2 separate regions of the Mus musculus genome follow, and region 2 is linked to region 1. Evidence: chromatin loops called from intact Hi-C (ENCODE). Cell type or tissue: left cerebral cortex. All regions are shown on one strand.

Region 1 (8,000 bases):
TGAATGATGAACATTCTGTATCTGAGCTGTCTGTAAGTAATGGCCACCTGTTTGTCTCTCTGTTGTTGTTGTTTTTAAATGGACGTTTAAAATGTGAATTATAAACTCATTTGCTATCTTTAGTTTTAAACCTATTTCCCAATATATACAATGTGATACTTTCATCTAGCAACTCTGAAATCTGCTGGCCTGATACATTTACATTGCAAAAGGAATCTGCCCAGGCTGGTAGGCTGGGATGCCTTTTCTTTTAAACAACAGTGGCAGTGGCAGCTGCCCTGGATGTTAGAGTAGCCTGGCTAGGAAGACTTGTAAATGTCCCATGCTTTACACAGTCAGGAAGCTAGGGGGACTTAACCCAAACAACAGAATCTTGAATTTTCTATTCTTTGACTTTCAGGGTTGTTTGTTTGTTTGTTTTTGTTATTTTGTTTTTTGTTTTGCCTTAAACCAACATTATGAATGATTCCCTCCCACCCCCAGCATCCAGTAATGGGATCATTATTTCTCCCCCTAGTGAAAGGGTGTCTCTAAGAACAGAACCATGTGTTGTGGCAGAAGGAAATCCCAAAGGGACTGGATTAGAATCACTCTGGCAAATAAAAACTGCTAAGGGAATTTGTGTTGTCAGCTCGCCAGAACATCAGATTCACACCTCTGGTCCTGCAAAAGGTGCTAGGGGGCTTTAAAACAGTCCTGTGTAGCTATGACCTTGGCTTTCTAGCCCACTAAATAGTGGCTCACCCTTTACCTATTGCTTGGGGCTGTTGTCTCAACCCTGCAGGAAATAGAACCCTTCTTTCCCCAGCCCTCCAGATCTACCCAGAGAGCCTGCCCAGATTGGCAATACTGGCACAGCTGTAATATATGCAGGGCACTGGTTCAGAATTTTGGGTCCCCAGCCACCACAACCCTACCCCCTCTCAACCATTTTATTTCTAGGCTGGATAGAGAGAAGCAACAGAATCCAAACAACAGCACTTCAATACCCCAAAACCTCCTGTAAGACAGACTTTAATAAGACTTCGTACCAAAAGTAAAGAACTATGAGAATTGTTCCTGTTGTTTAACACCCTCGGATATTTTCCTAAACTCTCCCTCAAGAAATCTCTCTCTTACTTTTTGTGTTCTGGGCCCACCCTTCTCACTTAAGAGTTTTCCATTTGTTTGTTTGGGTTTTTTTTTTTTTTTTTTTGGTTTTTTGTTTGTTTGTTTGGTTGGTTTGGTTTTTAAATTTAAATGTTTTGTCATATGCTACCTGACTAAGATGTGCTCTTAAACATCTGTGTATCTCTTTAAAACTGCACAGGCAGTCTTATTAGATGTGTTTATTGTTTCATTATATAAATAATATTCGTTAAAATATTTTTGTGTCTGTGCAAAGAGCAAAAGTCAACATTATTGTTTGGTTTTCAACTAAAATAGAATTTAGGCAAGCTGGGCTCTTAGTAGAAGGGTTCTTGCCCAGCATGTATGAGGCCCTGGGTTCAGTCCTCAGCTCTGCAAGAGACTAAAAAGATGTGAGCTAATACACACTAGCTTACAGCATTTTGTTATTGAAAGGTAAATCATGTAATGTCCGCAATCCACTTCAACCGGGAACCTTAAAAGCTAATGCACCTGGTGTCGAAATTCGTTTACTCTGAAATTGTATGATACTGTAGTGTATAATCTTAGTTTATTAAAGACGAATTAGATGTGTGGAGGGGTGTTTTGTGTGTTTTCCCTAGCTTTGGTTTTCTATTGAAAACTGCTTGGTGTGTGTGTTCCTCAGCGATTTCCCCAGAGATCCCGTTTTTTTCAGTAGTAGAGGGATGGGTTTACCATCTCCCATTCGCTCAGACGCCACTCACAGAGCCTCTAGCAAGAAAGTGGGGAGGTGGGCTCCTTAGCAGGGACTGCTTGGCTGAAATTTTTTAGATAGGCTTTGGCAGAAGTAAGAAGGAAAGGTTTTCTCTGGTCTCAGAAGGGAGTTTCTTGGGGCAGATAATCTGCAATAGAAGGTCCTACCTGCTCCTGTCCAATCTCCAATGAGAGTCAAGGGCAGGCAGCAAGAAGAAGCACTGCTTGTTGGCACCTGGCTGGAGACCGATGCAGGTGGGTCGACCGCTGTTAAGCTGCTTGAAGCCTGCAGGGCTCCGTTGACCCATGCCAAAATGCGGGCTGAGACATCCTAGTCTGGACTGGAAATTCAGTTGAAAATACCTGTTTGAAATGTCCTCAATCTAGTCAACTGGGAAGTGACTTCGCTCATCTCCCATTTAGGGGCGACAACAGAAGGAATTCGCCTGTGGTCCACAGCCAAAGCAAGTCTCCCAATCCAGGAAAAATCGCTTTCTCTTCACTTGATTGCCACGTCTCCCAGAGCCCACTAAAGTCATTTTGTCATTATGTTTTAAACATGAAATAGTTCATCTCTACGCTGTCTTCAGGGTAATGCAAGGAGGGGATGACTTGAAATGGATTCTCCATGCATCTCCAGGAAAGGAAGGCGGTGGTAGCAGGGACTCCGCAGAGAAAGCAGCTAACTTTATCTAACACGGGCACTTTCAGGTCACTCGGGCCCACTAGCTGTGCTAATAATCAGTCCTAATTGTATTGTTTCAGGGCATCTCCCGATTTTGTTCCCACTATAGTGCTCCGGTGACCCACGGAGAAACACACAACAGATGCCAGTACAGATCCCCAGAAAAGTGAATATTTTCTGTGCTTTGGTTGACATGTTAACATGTCATCCCGTGGACAGGTCATGCCAGTCGCAAAATAAATTGAGCCGCAGAACAAAATTTCTTCTGGTCCTGCCTTGGCCCTCTTTTTGCTATGAGGCTGGGCACCGTTGGAAGATGCGTGGTCCCCCTTCTGGCTGCACTCTGCGTTCTTGCCCCTGGCTCACAAGTCCTAGGGAGGGTCAGAGCAAACAGCTGGAATTCAAGCGCGCTTTCTGGCTCTCTTCTGGTCAACCCTGACCTATTCAGCTGGCATTCTGTCCATAGTGAGGAGTCCCAGGAAGCAGGTCCTCTTTGACAGGCTCTGGGGTTTGGCTTAGGGGAGGTTGTCTTTCCTAAGATGTGGAGGGGGTAGGGAGTGTTTACTCCCATTGTAGACACCTGCAGTGCGGAGTCTTCTTCTTTTCTGGGGCCTTTAGTAATGAGCTATTCCCGGAGAGTGGGAAACCGGAAAGAGCGAGGGTAGTGGGAGCCTAGCTGGGCTTCACACTTTCCTCTTGTTTCATATGTAATGCGGCCTTCTTTAAATGTCTTAGGTGTTCACATTTGATCTACACGCGTGTTTTATCGTTGTAAAGGCCACTGCCACTTTGGAAGGCTATCATGTTTGACTTCGTGGCCTCTCACTAAATAGTGGGATGAGCCAGCAAAGAACCAGCCCACCATTCTCTTCCCTTCCTTTAGAGGAACTTCTTTTCAGTTTTTAGCTTTCCCAGCCCATAGAGGAAGGAAAATCCATGACCCTGAGTGCCCCCCACCCCCACCCCAGGGCGGTGAAAGATCCTGCAAAGTAGGGTGTGGGAGGGAGATAGGTGTTTCCAGTAACGTGAAAAGATCGGTGCTTGGGTTTAACGCGATGGCGCGTGACGAAGCGCGGTGCGCGACTTAGAATTCAGCACAATGTTAAGGTGAATTGAAGCCTTCGATTTGCAAACGCCCTTCCCAGACTTGTCGGAGCTGGAGTCAATCCGGCGCCTGTAGGTGGCGCTGCGATGAGGTGCCGGGGTGAAGGGAACTCTGGCTGAAGTCTGAAAGACATTAAAGGGGGAAAAAAAAACCTGAAGAAAATTTCCACAACTCCCTTTCTGCCTCTCCACCTCGGCCTGCTACTTTTATTTCGGGGGAATAGCGGAGATAATACCGCGGGACTCTGAGCTCTATTAGGGGAGAGAGCACAGAGACCGCTGGACAGAGAGATTCTACCTCACTGTCCAGTGTCTCGTGCAAAGAAAACATCCTGTCACCAGCTGTCCGGAGGGAACGTGCAATGATTTACTCCTAGGTCGTCGCATCAACGAATATGCTAGTGACTGACCTGACCGCTTCTTGTGGGCTGACCTTCAAATGCCATAAATGAACCTTCAAATGCCATAAATGAACCTTCAAATGTCATAAATCGTGTCTAAAGCCCTAGGTCAACAGTTCGTGCCCATCCAAAGCTTGGCTAGTCTAGGGCTGCCGACTGGCCCTAGTAAGTGCTCTTCGATCCCGTAGCCTGTGAGCAGCCCCGGACCCCGACTGTCCGATAACCCTGCATAGAGCATAACCTGACCACAGTAACCCGCACTCAATTCCCGGCCTTCACAATTGCTGTCCTGAAATCAGAATTAGAGGCGCAGCCTGGTTCTCCTTTATCTTTTCCAGGCAGCTTTAGGCTAATAGGGTCTTTCCAGGAGTCTGCCTCATTGAGCTAGCACAACAAACGCCCATGGGGAAGCTCACAAACCACTGTACTAAAGGGCCCCGCAGTTTTGCTTCCCCTCTCCCCACGTCCCGCCCCCCAGCTGCAGCTCTCAAAGTCGAGTGGAAGCGTAAGGTCATTCATTGAAAGACCAAGGCCAGCTTCCTCGCCATCATACATTCACTACTAAAATTGCAACCCTGGCAAAAGCGAGGTCTCCTCTGGACAATTACAGGGTCAACGGGGCCTTCCCCGACCCCCAAACTCCTCCTAGTCGCCTTCTCTCAGTAGAGACCTGATTCATGCTCGCAATTGCTGTCCCTCAGCCAGGAGTATTGCTCCTTGAACAAAAATACATTCTCATTCTCTCTCTATCTCTGTCTCTCTCTCTGTCTGTCTCTGTCTCTGTCTCTGTCTCTGTCTGTCTCTCTCTCTCTAATAAACAAACGCAATCATACCATAGGAGGCTCAAAGCCATCCTTCTAAAAGCAATTCCACTGTTGAAAACTGAAAAATGGGTGTAATTTGCGTTCAGAAAGTGATGTTAGGGTCACGGCAATTTCCCGGGCCGTTATTTATTTTTACTTTAAAGTCTTTAGGGAAGATTTGCTTATAGACTCGGATACAGTATGAGAACCCCGGCAACCCCGCTCGCCTTCAAAGCGGGAGGGGGCCTGAAGGTGGAGAACAATTACTGAGTGACGCTAATATGGGGAAACTGAAAAGAAATGTCGATTGTTTTTATTGTAACAGAAGGAGTGAGCAAACAGAAAAACCAACCCCGGCTGATCGGAAACAGGCAGGCGGAGAATGAAAAGTGGGTTTCAGGCCGCAACAGGCCCCTCCCTCCCCTGGCCTGGGAAGGAGCGAGCCGGGCTAAGCGCTCGCTGGACTCCAGCACTGGCATCTCGCGACCGTCCAGCCCCTGCTCTCCGGGGACGTCTTCCCAGCTCTCGCCCACCCTCCCGCAGCCTCACCTGCCGCAGAGGAGGAAGCCTTCTCGGTATGCGAGGTTCCTCCATCTGGCGGAAGGCTGAACAGCCAGTAAGCAACGCTTCGGTAGTCAGTGGGCTCCAATTGAAGTCCCCTGAAGCTTCTGGCTGCGCGGGTTCGTCCACAGCGTCGTCGTCGCCAGCGAGCCAAGGGCAACAGGTCAGTGTGAGCGCCCCTCTCGCGCTACCCTATCCTTCCCTGTCAGAAGATCCCTGTAGCTGGCTCCGTCCTCAGCCCCCAGTGCTTGTTTCTTCTAGCTGCAGCCACCCGCCGCTTGGGACATAGAGTTGCTGGGCGAGCCTTCTTGGGTGAACCTGGCCTGGCTGTGGTTGCGGGGCGCGCCGGTTGCCCTGACACTTTCTGGGGAGCTTAGTTGGGTGCGCTGAACACTGACCCTGCAAGGCTGGGCCCTAACTGGGAGGCCAGATCCGAATGAGTCTAGTTGCTTTTTTTTTAAAGTCAAGTGCAATGCCACACTCACCTAACACAGGCGTGCTGTAGAGGAACTCAACTCGAGGTCCAGCCTTTGCCTGAAAACTTCCCCCAGACAGCTGCAAGAACTCACAGTACTGGTTTTTGTGTGTCTTTCTTTCTTTTCTTTCTTTCTTTCTTTCTTTCTTTCTTTCTTTCTTTCTTTCTTTCTTTCTTTCTTTCTTTCTTTCCTTCTTTCTTTTTCTTATCCATGTCCAGGAGCTGTCCTGGACACTGGCTGCTTCCCAAGGAGCTTCGGTAGGGCATAGTGACCTGGACCTTGCTTGACCCAGTATGCTCCTAGCAGGGGACAAGTTGCAGAGTTCGGTGCCTACATACTCTGCTCTAACTCCCGTGTTCACCTCAACCGCGAGTAGAAAAAGAGACCCTTCCATTCTCGCGCCTCCCCCTACTTTCTCTTCCACGGTCGCAGTCGACCTCCAGGGACACAGACGCTGAGTACTCACCGAGATCAAGTGAGTGCTCACACACAGCCTAGAGTGCTGCCTTCCGATGGCGGCGGCGACTGCCCGGATACTCTGTGAGCCGCCGTGGGAAGAGCTAGATTCCACTTCCTGCGCATCTCTCCTCAGACCTCGCTCGTGCCCAAAGGGACTTGGTGCACTGCAAGTGGCGGGCCCGTGGCATTGGGACCACTGACAGATTTATGAAGACTTTACAAGCATCGAGCCTGGGTCGTTGGAGGCAGGGTTGAGTTCAACAGAGGAGGAGAAGCCCTGGAGATAAAACTCCGCAGCACTGTGCGGGCCTAGCTGCCCCTGCATTTCTGGGCTTGGCTTCCACAGTGGGCTGCCCGGTGCCAAGTGTGTAGAATCCTGGTGTAACCTCCTCCTTCACACCCTCTGGTCCTCTAGCTTCCAGTCTCCTACTGAGTAAATATTTACCCAGAGAAGGGGTCGCCCCAGAGGAGGCCTTGGAGTTTAGAGAAAGGCTTTTGGTTTCCTTCTGGCCCGAGCCAGCTGCAGGCCTTTCTGGTTGTGTTTTGGTTTTGGTCTTAGATTTTTCCTTTCAGTAAAAATTCTCCTGATTCCCCCATGACCTCTTGGATCCAGATCTCAGTAACCAGGGGCCCTGGACCTCAGTGACCCTTGCTCTTTCTTGAAGTCCTGCATCTCTATGTCCACTAGGGCTCACTGGAGGGCTCTCTTCTCCATCTCCTACCCTCTTCTACCCACTCCTTCATTTCTTGTCTCTCACCTCACACATCTCCGCCCTCCTGGTTTTTGCTAAGACTCCTGGGATCTGTGGCTACTTGATCCCTAGGGCACTGTGTGCCCTTGCTTGGGAAGGGGAGTTTCCTCACAGGCCCCTTCTTGGAGATGACATGGCTCTCCTCTATTCCAGCATCTTCGGTTTATAAGGTCTCTAAGCACCGGGTGGTCATGGGCGCTGAAAGTGGCCCAAAGTGCCCAAGGTTGATTTATTCTGGGCCTCCAAGAATATTCTGGTAGGAGAGCCTGAGGGACACTGAGGAGACCCAGTAAAATGCTGTCCGCGCATGCCCAGGGAGATCACCAACAGCCAGGTCCAACAGATAGAAAGAAAAAAAAAAAACCGATAGATGACCAACAGTAGACCTGTGCAAGAGCAAGGGAGGTGTGCGACAGCTAAAGGGGGCGGCAGTAGATGTTATGTACTAAACCCCAAACTAGACACACAGGTCTCTTGATCACTCCGGGTTGATGTAGCTAGATTCTCATTAGGACACCACATCTTGCTAGTCCACACGGGCTGGGGCACTATCTCTGTACACCAGTTCAGAAGGGTGTGAAATACTCAGTGGGTGCACGGAAGTAGAGCAAAGAGCACACTCAGAGAACACTTCTTGCCCGTGAGGATGAAGGTTCCTCATCACGGAGCAGAGCACAGTATCTTCTGTGAGCAAGTCTCAGGCGAAGTTCTGATCTCCACTCAGTCTCTGAGTTGCAAGTAATTTATACTATAGCATGGGGCTGGGGGTGCTTCTGAAATCTTGGCTTTCCTTGTTATAAAGCACCTGACTACGCAATACAAGTATTGAGCGGAGACAAGGATGAAACCACAAAGTCGAGCCTTGAAATGACTTTGAACATCTGAAACCAACAAATAAAGGGGGGGGGGGGCTATGT
Region 2 (8,000 bases), 160 kb before region 1:
AAGTCACATCTAACTACAAGAATAAAGATATCTGTGCCTGCAGGTGGTCCCTGGGACTCCTGGGGGAAGGCAGGCCAAGTTTTCCTCCCGCAAGGTCTACCTACATCTAAAGACTTGGCCTAGAAATCCTAATCCTGATACCTTTGGCCCCCAAATGGGATAAGCACAAATCAGCCTCCACTTCTAGAGTTGCTGTTGTTTGCTGTGAGCTTGTGAATCTCTTGCATGGCTGCAGCTTCCTGCCCCAAGGAGCCTGCTCTGGTTCTCTGTGGCTCTATGTTATCATGTTCCTATGTACTACTCAGCCAAACCCACTCTCCACTCTGTCCCAGAATAGAAAAGACTAGTCTGGGTTCTGCTGATACCAGCTTCATACTCACCTCCTCCCAGTTGTAGGATCTCCGTCCTCCCAGGTTGCAGAAGTGGAGAGTCTGAACCCTTCCTGCTGAGCAGGTCTCACTTCTCCCTCACCCCCTCCTCCCAAAGTGGACTGTGCCCCTAGACAATTGTATCCATAGGTTCTGGGAAGAAAAAAATAGAGAGCTCTGGGGGTGGTGGAAGAGCTATGGGGGTGGTGGGGTCTTTAGATTCGTGTGGTCTTTGGTGCCTGTTAAAGAGAATACTGGGATCGTCTTCATTTCTGAATTTTGAATAGTTTTCCAGAAAATTGAGCAAAACTGAAACCCTCCCCCATCACTACTCTGTCTATTGGTTCTCCTGAGTCCTTCACACTTTACAGAGAATTCTAAAACTACACTTGTTTAAGAAACACCGATCTGAGATTCACCATTTATCCTCCTCCATTTGAAACTAAAATGAGGTACACAAGAGATACATTCTATTACTAGAGTTTCAGACTGCTAGAAAGTTAGTTATTTTCACCCGAGAAAACACTGAACTGTCTTTTTCTGCCCCATCAAAACTGCTGTGGTAACTTTTGGGTTGGATTTTTCTTTTGTAAAGTTTTAATGATTTGTTTATTTTTATTTTATATGCACTGGTATTTCGCCTGCAACTATGTGTGTGAGAGTTGGCTTCCATGAAACTAGGTGGCAGGCACGGAGCTGCCATGTAGGTGCTGGGAATCGAACCTGGGTCCTCAGGAGGAACAGCTGGTGCTGTTAACCGCCGAGCTATCTCTCCACCCGACCTTCTACCTCCGCCCCGCCCCCCTGGCTTTTTTTGTTTTTTTAAAGTTTTGTTGTTATTGTTTGCTGCTGCTGCTGCTGCAATCCTTCCGAGTTAAACTCTTGGATCGGTATCCCGACCTAATGAATTAATATGTATATATTCTGGGGTTCAGAATTCATCGGAGTTTCTACTCTTGTTCACACCAGGGGTGCGTATGTGGTTTCTAAAGGCTTAGAAGGGGTATCATCGTGGAGTCAGACTGGAGCAACAAAAATCGAGACTCACAGCTGGTTGGACCCGCTTGGGTGGGGCAGATGGTGAACTGGGAATCGAATGGGGGAAGTGAGGCTGTGGATTAGGTGCTGCAGCAGCGGCTTCGGGTGAAGCCTTGGGCAGGATTTGGAAGGAGAGGGGAGCGGGCAGAAAGCCGGAGACTGTTGCCAGCCGCTTGTCTTGGTTCTGAATGAAACATCGTAAAACAGCTCTGAGATTTCAAGATCTCATACTTTTCAATGAAACCCTGACAACCAATTTGGAGCCATCAGACCGCAGAGGGCCCCCGTGTCTTGAGCTGTGGAATTGCAAGGTCGCCGAGTTGTCCCCCCTCAGGTTTTCTCCCAGGCTCTGCACCTCTGCCTCAAGTCTGGGGTTGGTATCCTACGCAAAGTAGAGGGCGGCATGGTTCAAGTTCGTGAACTTTAGTCCGAGGCAACACCATTTTAAAAACACTGGTATTACCGAGTGGTAAGCAGCAAGGAGGAACACAATTAACATGGAATCTTTCTGGCCATTCCCCCCCCCCCTTTCTGATTCCAGAATCCCGATTTTTAAGCAATTAAGTCATATATCCAACAGGAATATTTCGTTCATGTTACACCGGGACTAGAAACCCACAAGCCTCACAGGTGATACACTGGAACTAAAGATGCATAGGTCTGAGACTAGAAGAAAAATATTTAGTCCTTGCCTACGGATTCTGTCGCCCATCATCTGCTCTTAATGCGCTCTGTGTCCGGCTCTTATGATTGCAAATGGCCCTGTTTTCAAATGGAAATAAGACTTGCAAACTGATTATGTGTATTGAATCAGAATCACTCACTAGATCCTCTTGTTTAAAATGGATTGGAAAAAAAAAAAAAAAAGGATGATGGCTGCAGGCCTCTGTAACCAGCACACCCTCTTCTCTGGAAGACCTATCTGTTTTGCAACTTCTTGCCATTTGAACATGTTATTAGACGCGTTCTCACGACCGGCCAGGAAGAACACAACAACCAGAATCTTCTACGGCAAAGCTTTATTGCTTATATCTTTATCGGGCCAGAGTGTAAGAAGCAAGAGAGGGAAGCAAGAGAGAGAGAAAAACGAAACCCCTTCTATTTTAAAGAGAACAACCATTGCCTAGGGCGCATCACTCCCTGATTGGCTGCAGCCCATGGCCGAGCTGACGTTCACGGGAAAAACAGAGTACAAGTAGTCGTAAATACCCTTGGCTCATGCGCAGATTATTTGTTTACCAACTTAGAACACAGGATGTCAGCGCCATCTTGTGACGGCGAATGTGGGGGCGGCTTCCCACATGAACACATTTCAGCCTGATAATTACGTTACCATTGTGTTATGGCCCAGAGCTCACACACCATACCCGCAGCTCCTCCCAGCTACCCCCAGACCAGCTCCACCATCATTAACCCTTAAACCACACACCCCCTACCCAGCCTTGATCCACTTCACCACAACACTTGGGTCCACTCACTGAATCTAGCACCTCTCAGATGTCACGACTAGGGACAGAAGCACACACTTTACCCAGGCACAGATCTTCTCACCTCTCCCCTTAGCTTTTTTCCCAGTTCTCTCTGCTCTTTCCTGGCTTTTCCAGGAAGAAGAAGAAGAAAACCCAAACAAACAAACAAACAAAAAAAACAAAAAAAAAAAAAAAACTACATTATCAGTAGGCTCCCAACTTTCAGAGTCACACAACCCATAGAATCTGAGTGGCAAAATTTTTTAAAAATTAATTTTGTGTTGCTGTGGCGTTGTCCTTGCTAGAAAGGTTTCCTCCAGGAAGGTCAGTATTAAGGTGGTTGGATAACACCACAGATATCAAATGTTTTCTCTTTATCCCCATCTCATGCTGCATGATAGGCTATGGAAGAGTGAGCGTCTTGTTGTTAAGTATTTCCAATGGATTTTTTTTCCTTCTATTTGATGTCAGTATGAAGCAGATACACTGACTCTATGGTTGTCCAAGCTTTACCCGTTCTATCAAATGTGGGTATGGTTTAGTGCAGCATTTTCAAAACTGACTGAACCCTTCCTAGCCTCATCATTGTAGCCAGGAAGCAGTAAATGAATGGCCAAGTAATGATGCTGGGTGATGCTAGTGCTAACTAGCTACAACTTCTGGCTGGCTAGCCAGAGGCAGGGATGCCTGCATGCTTTTGACTCAGGGTTGCATTTTTCCCCCCAGCAAAGTCATGAGATGAAATAAGCTGCCAGTCTTCTGCCCTCCCACCTCCTGTCTTCCCCTACACAGGCCTGCAGACCTTGAGGCACCAAGGAGTGGCCAGGTCTGGAGAGACAATTAATCCTCTGAAGTAGCCTGCCTCTGCAAGCCTATTTAGAAACCTGGTTCTCCGGGAAAGATCTATGGGGGCTCTAACAACTTTCTGGCCTAGACAGGATAGTCAGCTCAGTAAATATTGTCTGGGTATCTTGAGTTAGGGCATAACAGGCGGCTAGCTCAGAGGATTGTTAAGGCAATTCTCAGGTTTACATCCCAGTGTTCACGGTATGTATGCGGTGTATGTGGGAGATGAGGTAAATCAGTAGCATGCAGATCAAATAAGCCTGTGTCTCTAGCACTTTGGAAACCTCAAGCAACATCTTTGAGAAGTGGGAATTGAAAGAAGGTGGTATTTCTGGGTGATTTCTCACAGAATCATTTCAGGCACAGTAAGTGGCAGGGTGGGGGTTGTGTGTGGGGGGACTCAAGGCTTTCTTCCCATTATATGCAGGATAATTTCTCACAGTTTGGAAATAAATTTTAACAGCAATCACCCAATGTCCTAGAAGTGAGACACTCCATCAACAACCTCTGCTCCTGATAACTGAGTGCTAACTAGCAAAGACAAGATTTTCTAGAACACGGAAGGACATGATGGGCAGGGTTTGCCTTGTTCACTCTTCACCAACAGTAAGGCAGACAGGCGCTCTTATTTCCACGACTATGTTTAGACCCACACAAAGTGACCCTTTGATATCAATAGAATGCAGAAATGTTTCTTGTTTCGATTTTCCTTGCTAAGTGGAAGTATTCTTACCAACTCATCTATGACTAGACATTGCCAGTCCAGTAAGATGTCTTGTGCACAGATATGTCTCAGGCACCTTGCTAATGAATGATGTTAACATCTCTGAGCACAAAGCAGTCTTCTAGAGTTTCACATGACAAGAAATAAACATCCCAGCTGAAAATGGGCCAAAATAAGGAATTTTTGTTTCTCTTTAAGGGAAACTAGGCTTCATCTGGTGTCTTGAGGTAATAGATACATTCAATTTTCGTCTATCTAACTAATATGTTCTGTAACATTCAGTTCTGTATTTGAGTTTCATTTTTAGAAAATCTTTTGAATAGGCATGTAAAATCATACACACATAAATAAAAACATCCACTTTTCACATTTATACCTACATCACATTTATACCTACATACGGAGTAGGTAGAAACAGATGTTTCCAATCGGGGGAAAGGAGTCATTTACCAAGTCCTAACACTGACAATGTTTTTGTTTCTGTTTTTATTTATCTTTCAGGCACGACACAGCAGCAATAAACTTACATTGGAAACTCCTACCCCCAACCAAAAAGACATTAAAATAGGAAAATGTTATCCAAAATTATGCAAGAAGCCATAACAATAAAGGGGATAAATGTCTAGGAAGCAGAAATAAAATGGGAACTTATCAAATGAGGACAGAGACCAGGGGTGCACCTAGATACTCTCCAAGTTGGCATTAGGTCACTATCAAGAAGAAATGCAGCCACCACTTCAGCTGTGGTTTCAGATGTGGCAAGCCTTGTGCTGTCTCGCTGACCTAGCTCTTCTTCCATTCCTTTAAGACATCATCATTAAAGAAAGTTCAGAAATGCAAATGTGTGGGGTGGAGGTGAGGGTTCATGCCGCCCTTGACTCAGCCCTTCAATAAAATACATACTTTACTTTCACCCATACCAATTCCTTGGGATGCTGAGAGGGTAACTGCAGAGAGGCCACACCTTCCAAAAGCCACCCACTTGAAGAGACACCAGAAAACTTTTTGTTGAGGCAGGATCCCAAACTGGGTGCCACTGAAGGTGAGCTGAAGCCCCAGAGACACAATGGTACAGTGAAGCACACACAACCAGTAAAGTAGCAAGGACCGATGAAGGTGGCTCCAGGCATCTGGGAACAAGCTGAGCAAGGAAAACACCACCTCCATCCCTTCCAATACCCTTAGGCCATGTCTTTTCGTTTGAAACAAGCTTCTAAATAGCGGAAGGATCATGTTATCTCAGATTCACATTTCCCAAAGGACTTCCCAACTAATAAAACCGTCTGCTCGCCCGGCTTCGCTCTAATAACTGGGGAGGGATGCGAAGGAGGAGAAACTATGCTAGCCGATTCGTCTTCAACTCCTTGCTTATAAAAACTGAACACCTGCCTGGTTGACTTTAGCTCATCAGGCAGTAGCCATTTAGCCTATATCAGCATGGTTCACACAGATTCTGTATCCCTCTCCCCCCACCCCCCATCTTAAATTGGCCGGCTTTTAAGATAAAGACATAATAGAGAAAGCATTGACCTTACCTGGTCCCTAATGAGTTGGAAGTCAGAAAACCTCTCTCTCCTTCCTCTTATCTGGGATCGCCTGAGAAGAGACTCAGGTCTTGAGACAGCTTCTCAGTCCTCATCGCTGCCCAGATTCCGGGCAGCCCGAAGAGTGTGCGGCCTCGAAAGTCTGCGAATCTTCCTGGGCTTTCAAAATCAAAACCAGATCCAAACATCGCCAATGGAGCTCCCAGTCCAGATCACTTAAAAATCTCTTGGAAGACTCTCAAGCAAGTCCATCCCTACGAAAGGCCAAGCACTAAGCAGTGGCACGGAGCGCTGTCTCCTCGAGGCCCTGATAGCCCCGCAGACGTGAACGCCGGTCTCGCTAACTGGACCCAGACACCGCTTACCTTGTTTTCGCGGGCTCCAAGCTATCTCCACCTGGCTAGGCCCTATCTCCAGTGTATTCCCACAAACTGTGACATTTCTTTCCTCGTCTGCCTCTTGGCCTTTAGGACCCCAGCTCTATCCTAGTGGATGGCCGCACCATCCCGGGATCCCTTTCTCTCCCACTCAGGGCGCCTCTGTCCTGTAGCTTTCGCCACTTCTCTAAGCCCAGCCAATCCACCGCCCTCCAGCTGAGAGAACTGCTTCCCCTTCTCTTCGGCCCCAGAGCTCGGGGTTCCCAGGCTGGGGCGGGGGTGGGGAGCCGCTTTGGGATGCTAAACATCAAACAAGCCAAGCCTGGGGTTTCAGGCCCCGAAGCCACTAGAGCGGCTCTCCAGGGCTCTCGAGAAAGTCCTCGTGTTTACACGGCAGGGTTGGGTGGGGTGGGGGAGAGGAGCAAAGAGGAGGATGCTGTCTGCAAAATCCCCCCACTGCCTGAGCCATCGCGGCCTGGGTTGGGTGGGATACTTGTCAGGGGGCAGTTTCTAGGACATTTGTTCTATCGGCTCACTGGGAAAGCTTGCCCATCTTCCACCAGCTCAGTGCCAGGGCATCTCCAGAATGTTTATTTCTTTTCCTGGGAGGTCAGAACCGACCTGAGCCTGAGTTTTTGAAAGCCTTAAATAAGAGAAGACCTCTTCTAGATGCCGATCAGTTTGCAGATTGTGTGCTGGTAGGTGTCTCCAAACTGTGGGGACTTAAACCTTGAATCCAGCTCACCTTAAACCCAGCTCCTAGTTTCCTAAAGAGACACGCCCCAGTCAACATCCTAAGATTGCTTCTGTAGCTGACACACGTTCCCTAGGTAGGAGCTGGGAGAATCAGAGTGAATGATGACAAGAGAGGACCAAAGCCCAGTTTGTTGGGTCTCATTGCCAGGGCCCTCTGAGTTCACCTATCTCAGGGACAAGTAAACAGACTTCAAGCTAAACCGGCTGGGGAAGAATGTATTTGCTAGGAACTCCAACTAACCCAAGGAAGATAAGACAGAGTGCTACATTACCCTCATATTGTTACTCTTTTACAATGCAGAGAGCAAGGGCAGCTTGTGTCTAGAGCAGGCTAGGCCCTGTCCCTGTCTGGGCTTGTGCTGGCCAGTGGAACTGGTAGGGCTAAACTCAACCCTCACTTAGGAGTTGAACAGCAGCTGCCAACACCTGCCTCTCCTGAGCAAGAACAGCCTGCACTCCTTGTACGAACAGAAATAATTATGCTTTCCTGGTTTCATTTTTTCCCCCCAAAATGTGAGGTCTGCTAAGAGGAACCCCACACATACCCTGTAGGCTCTCAGGAGAGTCAACCAACTGTCCTTTCAGAATATCAGAGTACCTTCAAGCTATGAGAAGCCATATCCCAAAAGGCAGGACTGGTTTTCTCAGGAAGAGAAACCAGCTCCCATTACTAAGGCACGACAAGGTAGAAATTCCCTGGTCATCAGTGAAAAGACTGTCAGATTTAAGTCCATGCGTTTAAAAAAACAAAACAAAAACAAAACAAAACCCAACAACAAAACCAAACCAAACCCAAGATTCTGGGGGATAGATACAGTGGAGAAAAACTGAAAACAGAATGTGATAGAAGATGATGGAAAGAGGAGAGATGGGAGGTT

What was found. Hi-C counts contacts between places; a loop is a spot of excess contacts. Peaks named below come from ENCODE experiments on the same cell type or tissue, not always from the same donor. Only the 100,000 strongest peaks of a DNase experiment are listed, where the experiment ranks them.
Region 2: it touches region 1 in a loop (3-fold over the local background); 13 of 42 quality-filtered maps call a loop at or near these places.

Annotation. Positions count from the first base shown.
Region 1 is chr12:56,686,221-56,694,220 of GRCm38, forward strand. Gm15524 (a long non-coding RNA gene) reads right to left here. Exons shown (of 3, transcript XR_003950120.1): 1 at 6,339-8,000; 2 at 5,385-5,503; 3 at 1-3,754. It also overlaps a transcript of Pax9 not described here. Among named protein-coding and RNA genes, the nearest start is that of Gm15524, 4.5 kb to the right of the region's middle. In left cerebral cortex, CTCF peaks have their summits at 324 and 3,705 (motif pointing right); a DNase peak (open chromatin) is centred at 2,124.
Region 2 is chr12:56,522,828-56,530,827 of GRCm38, forward strand. Sfta3-ps (surfactant associated 3, pseudogene) reads right to left here and starts at 6,593. Exons shown (of 7, transcript NR_045082.1): 1 at 5,981-6,593. In left cerebral cortex, no CTCF peak of the experiment used is centred here; no DNase peak of the experiment used is centred here.